Regions from separate parts of the Homo sapiens genome. Here regions 2 and 3 are each linked to region 1. A link is a contact called in ENCODE Hi-C or POLR2A ChIA-PET data. All regions are on one chromosome and are shown on one strand. The core of a region is the stretch at or near the end of the contact, and the rest is flanking DNA. Distances in the headings are between cores, read along the strand shown.

Region 1 (3,253 bases), core at 390-2,889:
TGTACGTTAACACTCTTTTTACTCTAGTCCATTTTTAACACAGTTCAGATGAAGCTACCATAATTATTGCTTGTAAAATTGTGTAACAAATCTAATCAAGGGCAGTATTATGGCAGTAAATACCAGCTCTTTTCCCCCTCAACAATTCAGATTCCAAAGTGTTTTGTTCAAGTAAAATGAACTTTAATTCATACATCATATTTATGGGAGGGAGGGGAGAAAACTCACAAAATGTTGCAACATCAAAATGGTTAGAAATCACTATAGAAGTCATCCAGAATAAATAATATTTCCATCTTCTAATTTGCTGACTTTGCTACCCAAAATACATTTTTTTTTAATCTGGCAAGAGGGAGGTCTGAATGAAACAATTTTTTTTTTTTATAATTGAGACGGAGTTTCACTCTTGTCGCCCAGGCTGGAGTGCAGTGGCGCAATCTCGGCTCACTGCAACCTCCGCTTCCTGGCTTCAAGGGATTCTCCTGCCTCAGCCTCCCAAGTAGCTGGGATTACAGGCAAGCACCACCACGGCCGGCTAATTTTTGTATTTTTAGTAGAGACCGGGGTTTCACCACGTTGGCTGGGCTGGTCTCGAACTCCTAACCTCTGGTGATCTGCCCGCCTGGGCCTCCCAAAGTGCTGGGATTACAGAAACAATTTTCAAATAGTTTCTAAATCAGTGCTTTAGTCAGATTTTACAATTTTTGAATCTTAAAGGCTAACATTACCTGTATACTGAAACGAAGGGAAAAAAGGGGGCTGGGGGTGGGATAATCAACACTAATTAACTTCCCCTAAGGCTAGTGGAATTAACACTTGAGTCTTGCGGGATCCTAGGTCACCCAAAACCACTCAATGGAACATGCTGGTCTCCGTGGGCCTACTCCTGGGCCAAATACTAGTATGTAAAACAAAAAGTGAACGATGCGCTGCCGATCTGGACCCCTTCCCTCGAAAAAACTAATAAAAAGCCCAACAAACACAGCGAAAGGGCTGAGGTCCACACTCCATGACAGCACTTCCCTTTTTTTTTTTTTTTTTTTAAGTAAACCCGCTTCCTGCTTCTCGTTTGGTGTATCTTCAACTATACAGGAAGAGGAAGGCCTCTAGGTCTTTCTCCTTTTTACAAACCGGTGGCCCTGGGGAAAAGAGCCCTTCTCGGAACACACAAACCGAGCCTTTTACGCTTCCGTCCGCTTTAGCCCAATTGCCCCCGCATTAGCGCGGAGCAGGTCCCTGCCGGGCGGTCAGTAGGCTCCATGTCCAGTGCCGGTCTCGCCCGCCGCCCCCACCCGGAAGGGTGAGGGGGTGGCAGGCTAAATGGGTGGCAGGCTCAAGGGAGACCAGGGAACGGCCGGCTCGCTCCCACGCCCGCGGAGGTGGGAGGCACCGCCCCGCGCCCCTTCGCCCCGAGGGCCCGGAGGTGCAGCCCTGGGGGCCGAGGGCCCGTGCGCCAGCTGCTCGTCCCCGCCGGCGTCTGTGGCCGCCAAGGCCTCCTCGCGCGGCCCTTACCCCGGTGCCGTTGTCGCACACCACCACCTTCCTGCCCTGGCTGTCCATCGTCCGCCCAGGGAAGAGCCGCTGCAGCCGCACAACCTACAGCCACCGCCGCCCGGCCGTTTTCTCTTCTTCCTCTTGCGTCTTCCCGGCCCCTCCTTCGGCCCAACTTTTTTCCCCCGACCGGAAGCCGCCGCCGGGCTCCGCCCGTCATTTAGCTGAATGCCTGCACGAAAAGGGTGGGACGGGCAGGCAGCGCGACTGGCAGCGGTGAGCTCCAATAAAAGATGGAGGAGCGTCGAGGCCCCTCCCGCAGCTCCGCTTCCGGCTCGGCTGTCACGGTCGCTGCCCACCCGGGTTCTTCGCTGCTTCTAGTTCCGGGCGCTTTGCCGGGCGTTAATGGCGGCCAACATCGCCGGTGCTGCGGCTTTCTCCCTAAAGTGTCACAGGAGCTAAGGGCGCTGCTTAACGAACTGCAGAAGACGCAGGCAGGTGAAGGACACCGGTTCTGCTGCGGCAGTGGAATGTGGCGGAGAAGCTGGCGGGTAGGGCGGGGAGCAAGCCTGGAGGTCCTGGCGGACCCCACCATTCGACAGGGCTTGGTGTGTTATTGCTTCTAGGCCTTTTCAGCGGACAGAACTGGGATGGATACACACATGCTTATTTGAAATCATGCGTTTGTTCCATACTCCAATGTCAGCCCACCCCTTCTTTGCCCAAGTTGCTCTATGGTCAAGTGAGCGAGAGCAGGTGCCTGCATTTCCAGCCTCGTGGCTCACCGCCTCCTTCCAGTAGTCCCATGTTGCTTCACACCTCTTAAGTACATGTACTTCTGTGAACCCAGAGCCTTGGCTTTGAAATCAGACAACCCCAGTTTCAAACGTGGCGCTGCCACTCACGAGTTTTGTGATTTTGGCATACCCCTGTCTGCATGGGGATAATAACTTCTATCTCCATAGGTGTGGTGAGGATAAAAGTCTATGCATGGAGGAAATGTTCATTCAGTGGTAGCTATTTCTAATTCTGTTCTTCTGGACCTATGATTCTATCTACGATGCCTCATTTTTTTTCCTTTTTAATCAATTGGCAAACTTGTGCTCTGAGACCCAGCTTGTTACATCTCTGATGACAGCTGATATCCTCAGGATATTCCGTACTTCCTTTCTCCCTATTACTTTACTATGAATATATGAATAACATTGTGCTTATTGCATGCAACAAATATTTATTAGATGAATGACATTAAAATTCACCTTTAAAATGCCATCCTTTATGAGAGGTGAGAAATAGAACTTTTCCTTCGACATGGCTGTACATGTTCAACAACTAGAATAAAACAGTCATCATGAACCCTCAATCCAGTATTCTTTTTATAATATAGCTGCCTGTCAGTTTTCACTGTTCTTTTATTAGACCAGTGATTTTCAAACCTTTTTAAAGGCATACAGTGCTTTATTCAAATCTAATCTTATATGGAACCCTCAACACATAAATATTAAGATAAAAATAAAGCTGCCATTGTTGCAATTAGAAGTTTGAGAGGTTAGAATAGGTAGGAAGTCTCGGAGGAACATTTCTTCGTTTTACCTGCTTTAACAGTCAGAGAAGTACCTCAGCCAGCAGAAAAATTTATTTGTTCATAAATTCCTTGAGTATAGAGTCCGTATCTTATTTTTGTGGCCTCCAATGCTAGTGCTGTGCAGTTTTCTTGAAAGTGCATTTTATTGGTCTCAGCAAATTGAACTCAAGCATTTCT
Region 2 (3,253 bases), core at 364-2,863, 2.9 Mb before region 1:
GGTGGTCTCATAACAGTATAATGGAGAATATACAGAAACCTGATATATGGCACTGGATACCGGCAATGCAGATCAAGTAGATGAAATGACTGATATTCAGTAATGGTGCTGGGACATTTGGTTTTCCATATGAAAAAAATATATAAACAAATATACACATACCATCTAGGTTTGTGTAAGTACACTCTATAATATTCGCACAAGGACTAAGTCATCTGACAAAACATATCCCAGAACATATTCCCGACGCTGACTGTATATACTTCTTGTAAAGCAGCAAGTGCTTATATTCATTATTTACCTGCTTCTGTTTATGGCAATCTCTTTACTCGACCTTTTCTCAATTTGACATAGAACATTATAAAAGATACACAGAAGAAGAGCCAGTATTTTGGTGTGATCTCAGAACTAATTTACAAATTCAATTAATATTTGTATCGAATGCAGATTTTTAAGGCATTTGGGAAGTTCAAACTCAATATGGTAAATTTTTAAACTGGACAAAAACCATACAACAGAAAAGTCCCATTAAGTAAAGCCTATTCATGCCTTTTCATCTCTGTAGGAGAGAAAGCCTGGTGTATTGGGAAATGATTGAGATTTTCCTTACCCTGATTTCTACATTCCTTGATTTCAAGTTAAAGCGTATCTGAAGTCCCAAATGTTCCACAATAGGAGTAAATATCTTCATCCAGTTTTCTTTCAATGGTGTGTATCTGTTAGCTGGGACTGGAATTTTCCTTGTTTCTTCTTTCCCACTCTGTAAATAAAAGAACACACAACTCAGAAGGCTATGGAGGGACGGTGATGGAGTTTAAAATGACATCTGATCCACAAAGGGCCTCCTTTAACTGAACTAGTTACACTTCAAAGAATCACTTCTCTCTGAGCATCACGGCAGAACAGCCCCACCGCAGCTTCAACATTCTCCAGAGGCCATCGGCTTGATCCGCGTCTGGCCCTTGCCTCGTTGCTGTCCTAGGGTCCCAGCCACATACCAGGAGCCCGTCCCCACAGAGGGGTGGGAAGACGGGCCTCTTCGCCGGCCTGGCCTCCTCTGTGTCCATGCGGCCCGCATCCCCGCCCTCTCCTGCTGCGGACAGCTGTTCAGCCTGTCGTTTCTTCGCCCGTCGGCCACCCTTGCGGGTGACCTGGGTAAAGCCCTCCTCTGCCCTGGCGCTCTGCGTTTCCATTTCGGATTCCATCCCCGGAAATCTTAAAGCGCTGCCGGCTGAAACACGTGCGCAGCTGCACCACGCAGAAGCCAGCCTCAGCCAACCACCCCTGCAGCTCCGCCCCTTTCCTAAAACGTCACAGGCCGGGGACCTGCAGGATTTGGGGCCGGTGGGGGGGAAAACGGGGTTAGGCTGTCCTAAGATATGCCTGATGGTCTTGGGCTCACTCCAGCCGCGCAACTCCCAGCCCAAGTATTTTGTAATCTCTAGTATGTATGTGTGCGAAAGGCAGTGGGTAAAGGCGATAAACAAATTCGTGCTGTTGTGAAGGAACATTCTGTGCGATCGCAGGAGCGCATCTGGCATTATCCGGGGATAACTACAGCCAACATGCCAGGGCATCTGGGGCAGAATACGGAAAGCGGGAGGGACAAATTGCCAATGTTTGGAGTCTGGTTTCCAGGTTGCCGTTTTTGGGGGCTCTGGGTGTGGCGGTTGCCGTAGCTGAAATTGGCTGCACCATGTCGGCCTTCGAGAAGCCTCAGATCATCGCCCATATCCAGAAGGGCTTCAACTACACGGTGTTTGACTGTAAGTGGGTGCCCTGCAGCGCCAAATTTGTGACCATGGGCAACTTCGCACGGGGCACCGGCGTCATTCAGCTGTACGAGATCCAGCACGGGGACCTGAAGCTGCTTCGGGAGGTGGGTGCCGGGTCGAGGATCCGGACTGCCGTTGGGGGCGAGTGCGGATCCTGGGGTCTGCATTCCTCTTTGCCAGAGCCTTCGCCCAGCGTCCCCCAAAGCATGGCTTGAGCCGCGCGAGACCAGAGAAGCTGACCGCCGACTGAGGAATGTTTCCTATTTAAAACCTTTCTTCTCATCCGCGGGGTAGTTCCTCCGCGCCCAACCGTCCTGCCACCCCCAGTGCAGTCCAGCCAAAGCGGGCACCAGGATGCCTGCAGTGTGGTTGGAAGAGGCAACCTAACACATTCGACAGGCATCAGCTGAGTGCCTGGTATTCCCAGGGATGTGAATGGTAATGTCCCCCATCTCATGGAGTTTATTTTCTAGTGGGAGAGATACTCAGTTCAATAATCAAAGCAACGATACATAAATACAAACCGAGATGAGTTGTCTCACACAAAGGAACACGGTTACGGTTCAATGAGAGTGAAAACAGATTTGGGATGAATGAAAACAGATTTTGGTATGTGCAGAAGCTAACTAGGTCAAACTAGGAGTAAAGGACAAGGTTTCCAGGGCTTCTGCACATGCAGAAGCTCAGTGATGGGAAGAAGTTTATCTCCTTAAGAAACTAGAGGGATAAGCAGGAACCAGACATTGCAAGATCTGTAGGACATTCAAAGGATTTATGCCTTTTTTCTAAGAAAAAACGGACACAACTGAAAGGATTTAAGCAGGGTGTGGAAAGATTAGGTTTGCAAGGTTTTTTTGAAGATTACTAGTGAAAGAATTAGAGAATAATGATAGTAACTAGCATTTTATAGCTGTTTATAGTTTTTAAAAAGTGTTGATTTTGTTACCTGAAAAAATGATCAGTCATTATCAGATCAGGGTTGTAATAGACTACAAGTGCAGGGTAGGTTAACTCTGGGGATCAAAACCTATGGAGAGAATCTGCTTGGAGGAGGTAGGGATTAAACTGGTAGATAAAGGATGAATACAATTTGGACTGTTAAGCCTAGAATAGAAAGTATGTAAGACCCCATCCCGCTTTAAGTTTCCCTGAATGACAAACATGAAACATGGCTTATTTTTTTCTACCTTTCCTTCGTTCCTTGTATTGTTCATCACTTAGCTTCTGGTAACCAGTGGCTTTTTTTTTTTTTTTTTTTTTTTTGAGACAGGGTCTCAATCTGTCACCCAGCCCGGAGTGCTGTGGTGCAAACACAGCTCACTGCAACCTCCGCCTCCCCACCTCAGCCTCCCAAGTAGCTGGGACTACAGGTGTGTGCCACCACACCTAACTAATTTTTTTGTACTTTTTATTTTTTTATTTTTTATTTTGGTAGAGATGGGGTTTCACCGTGTTGCCTAGGCTGGTCTCCAACTCCT
Region 3 (3,253 bases), core at 246-2,745, 2.2 Mb before region 1:
AAAGTAACCCAACAGAAACCTAAATATGTTTAGCCCCCTTTCACCAACTCTATCTAATCTACATTAATTGCCATTCTTCAAAAACCATTAGTGATCCAATGCTTGGGAATTTTTGTCTAGAATCACTTTCAAATTTTTATAAAGATTTTTGTTCATTCCCAAATTGCTTTATAGGAGTATTATTAAAGACATGTAAGGTGGCCGGGCGCGGTGGCTGTAATCCCAGCACTTTGGGAGGCCGAGGCGGGTGGATCACGAGGTCAGGAAATCGAGACCATCCTGGCTAACACGGTGAAACCCCTGTCTCTACCAAAAATACAAAAAATTAGCCGGGCGAGGTGGCACACGCCTGTAGTCCCAGCTACTTGGGAGGCTGAGGCAGGAGAATCGCTTGAACCCGGGAGGCGGAGGTTGCAGTGAGCCGAGATTGTGCTACTGCACTGCAGCCTGGGCGACAGGGCGAGATTCTTTCCCAAAAGAAAAAAGACACGTAAGGTATAAAAAAAAAAAAAAAAAAAAAAGCACTATTTCAAGAACATGCTCCAGAATAAAGGCTTTTGTATGAGTTTCAGTTCCAACTAAGATTTACTAGAAGTCTTTTAAAAAGTAACACCTAAAACTAATCGAGACGAAAGAGATCCTTAGTATCTTATTTGGAGGGATGTTACACACAGGAACTTCCGGTTTATTCACAATGAGGTGAGACATCTACCAGGCTTTGAGACAAACTTTAACTTTTCCTATGAACTCTTCTCTAAAGCAGGTCACAGGGAAAAAAAGGGTTTAAAGAGAAATAACTTCTCCGGGCAAAAACTGAGGTTAGCGGGCCTATCAGCTGTTTCTTCTCACTCCACCACTGCTGCTGACTGGAGGAGCAGCCTGGAAAGCAGCCGCCCTCCCGCAAACAGGTAAACCACATTACCTATTCCTGTGGCGGAGGCAAATGGATGGTCAAACCTAACGGGGTAGTGCTGAAGTTCGGGGACAAAAGCCCATCGGGGAGTGGTATAGGATTATTTTTGGACTCTCGAGGGGTGAATCCCAGAGACAGAATACACGCTCCAGACTCCACCCCCACCCCAGATTTCCCTGTTGCAAGCTGGGATGTGGGGATGCGGCGCCGAAGCCAAGGCAGGCCGCGCTGCCGACGTCTCACCCTCGGGGTTACTTTTACTGCACAGGGCGGCGGTCGGAGGCTGCTCTCGCTGCCGCACTGGCCCGGGAGGCCCCTCTCTAGCCCCGCAGGGCCACGAACCGCGGGCCGATCTCAGCCGCCTCCTCCCTGGCTCGACCACCGAGCCGCATTCCTCCGCCGCCACTGTTTTGTGCGGCGTTTTCTTCGGGCTAGGGCTGTCATCATGTTTCCTTCGCCGACTCATTGCCTATGGCCCGCCTCCACCAGCCGCTTCTTCTTTCACATTTTGCAAAGGGATGAGTAGGGCAACAGCACTACAAACCGCACCCCGCACCAACGGCAGCCGCCATTTTGGTCGGTGGGGCGCGCGCAAGAGGCGGCCGCTGATTGGCTGGGTCCGGGAGAGGGGCGGAACTGTTAAGGTGCCGAGGGCGCGCGCACTTCCGCAGCCGGGACAGGAGCCTGCTCTGGAGGAGTGTCTAGGCTCAAAATCCTCCAGACTGGTGGGGGTTGTTCGGGTAGTAGTCAGGTCCGCGTAAACTGAGAGTGGGAGCTTGTGAGTTGGAAAGATTGAATACACTAGCAACTTTTTATTGAATTTACAACGAAAATTGCACGTTAGTCAAATTCAGATTATTGAGAGTCTTCGAATTTCTCAAGAAGAGGAAATACAGTTAATTTTTCATAGATGCTATGTGCATAGAAAAATCCAAAAGAAAGTAGAAAAAATTACTAAATTAATTTAAGAGTTGCTGGATACAAAGTCAATATTCAAAGATCAATGTGTTTCAATAGATTAGCAACAGATATAAAATTGAAGTTTTAAAGAGATACTATTTATAATAGTGCATGAGATAGCAAGTAACTAGGAATAAGTTAAAGATTGTCCTTCCTACAAAGAGAACTATAAAACATTTTTGAGGCCGGGCGCCATGGCTCAAGCCTGTAATCTCAGCACTTTGGGAGGCCGAGGCAGGCGGATCACGAGGTCAGGAGTTCAAGACCAGCCTGACCAGCATGGTGAAACCCCGTCTCTACTAAAAATACAAAAAATTAGCCGGGCATGGTGGTGCGTGCCTGTAGTCCCGGCTACTGGGGAGGCCAAGGCAGGAGAATTGCTTGAACCTGGGAGGCGGAGGTTGCAATGAGCCGAGATTGCGCCACTGCACTTGCAGTGAGCAGAGATCGCGCATCTGCATTCCAGCCTGGGCGACAGAGGGGGACTTCGTGTAAAATAAGTAAATACATACATACATACATACATACAAAAATTAGCCAGGCGTGGTGGCGGGTGCCTGTAATCCCAGCTACTTGGGAGCTGAGGCAGAGAATTGCTTGAACCTGGGAGGTGGAGGTTGCAGTGAGCCGAGATTGCGCCACTGCACTCCAGCCTGGGCAACAGAGCAAGACTCCGTCTCAAAAAAAAAAAAAATTTTTTTTTTGAAAGAAAACGAAGACCTAAATAAATGGTTACACTATGTTCATGGGTTGTGAGACTCAATATTGTTACAATGTCAGCTATTTCCAAACTGACCTATAGATTCAACATAAATACATATGAAGGCCCAGTGTGTGACTGTGTGTGTGTAACATGGTAAGTTTTTTCTAAAATTTATATGAAAATGCAAGGGACCAAAAATATCAATAAACTCTTGAAGATCTCTCGAAGAATAATGAGGGTTGATATCTACCAGGTATCAAGACTTATATGGTAATTAAGACAGTGTTATGATGGTGTCAGGATAGACAAAGATGAAAGAAACAGGATAGCACAGAAACAGACTTCCATATAAATGAACACGATTTAAGACAAAGGTGACCCTTCTGAGCAATGGTAAAAGGACTTTTGAAATTAAATAGTGCTTGGTCTATTTGATGTTCATGTAGAAAAAGAAAGAAACATGACCTTTACCTCAAACTTTATCCCCAAATCAGGTGCATATATATTCATTATAAATTTAATTGTAGAAGATAAAATAACATTTTAGAAGGTATAAATTGTCTTCATGACAGAACGCATTTGAAATAAAACAAAGGTCACCAGGCATAATTATAAATGTGACTACACAAAATTGATAATTTGAGAACTTCTGTCCATTCAAAAACAACATTAAAGAG

Evidence for each region. Hi-C counts contacts between places; a loop is a spot of excess contacts on that map. ChIA-PET counts read pairs that join two places held with the same protein, here RNA polymerase II (POLR2A). Pooled maps may share reads with other maps.
Region 2: a pooled map shows a loop between it and region 1 (8-fold over the local background). The contact joins the promoter of DNAAF10 here to the promoter of ACTR2 in region 1. A Hi-C loop is called at or near these places in 9 of 50 pooled maps. POLR2A ChIA-PET finds 5 or more read pairs at or near these places in 3 of 52 experiments (GM12878, Panc1 and activated T-cell).
Region 3: a loop to region 1 is called in a map of natural killer cell, with 16 times the contacts of the local background. The contact joins the promoter of ETAA1 here to the promoter of ACTR2 in region 1. A Hi-C loop is called at or near these places in 1 of 168 maps with a recorded cell type or tissue (natural killer cell), 1 of 37 single-sample maps with no recorded cell type and 9 of 50 pooled maps. POLR2A ChIA-PET finds 5 or more read pairs at or near these places in 1 of 52 experiments (activated T-cell).

What each region holds. Positions count from the first base shown.
Region 1 is chr2:65,226,217-65,229,469 of GRCh38, reverse strand. It overlaps ACTR2 (actin related protein 2), which reads right to left and starts at 1,639. Exons shown (of 9, transcript NM_005722.4): 1 at 1,513-1,639. The coding sequence starts at 1,560. It overlaps LOC124907779 (a long non-coding RNA gene), which reads left to right and starts at 1,871. Exons shown (of 2, transcript XR_007086461.1): 1 at 1,871-1,989. RefSeq lists enhancers at 708-797, 870-1,758, 1,759-2,648 and a silencer at 1,298-1,487.
Region 2 is chr2:68,155,887-68,159,139 of GRCh38, reverse strand. DNAAF10 (dynein axonemal assembly factor 10) reads left to right here and starts at 1,613. Exons shown (of 8, transcript NM_138458.4): 1 at 1,613-1,879. The coding sequence starts at 1,697. PNO1 (partner of NOB1 homolog) reads right to left here and starts at 1,252. Exons shown (of 7, transcript NM_020143.4): 1 at 999-1,252; 2 at 611-760. The coding sequence starts at 1,205. RefSeq lists enhancers at 941-1,040, 1,321-1,560, 1,841-1,980, 1,438-2,370.
Region 3 is chr2:67,395,575-67,398,827 of GRCh38, reverse strand. It overlaps ETAA1 (ETAA1 activator of ATR kinase), which reads right to left and starts at 1,495. Exons shown (of 6, transcript NM_019002.4): 1 at 1,157-1,495. The coding sequence starts at 1,379.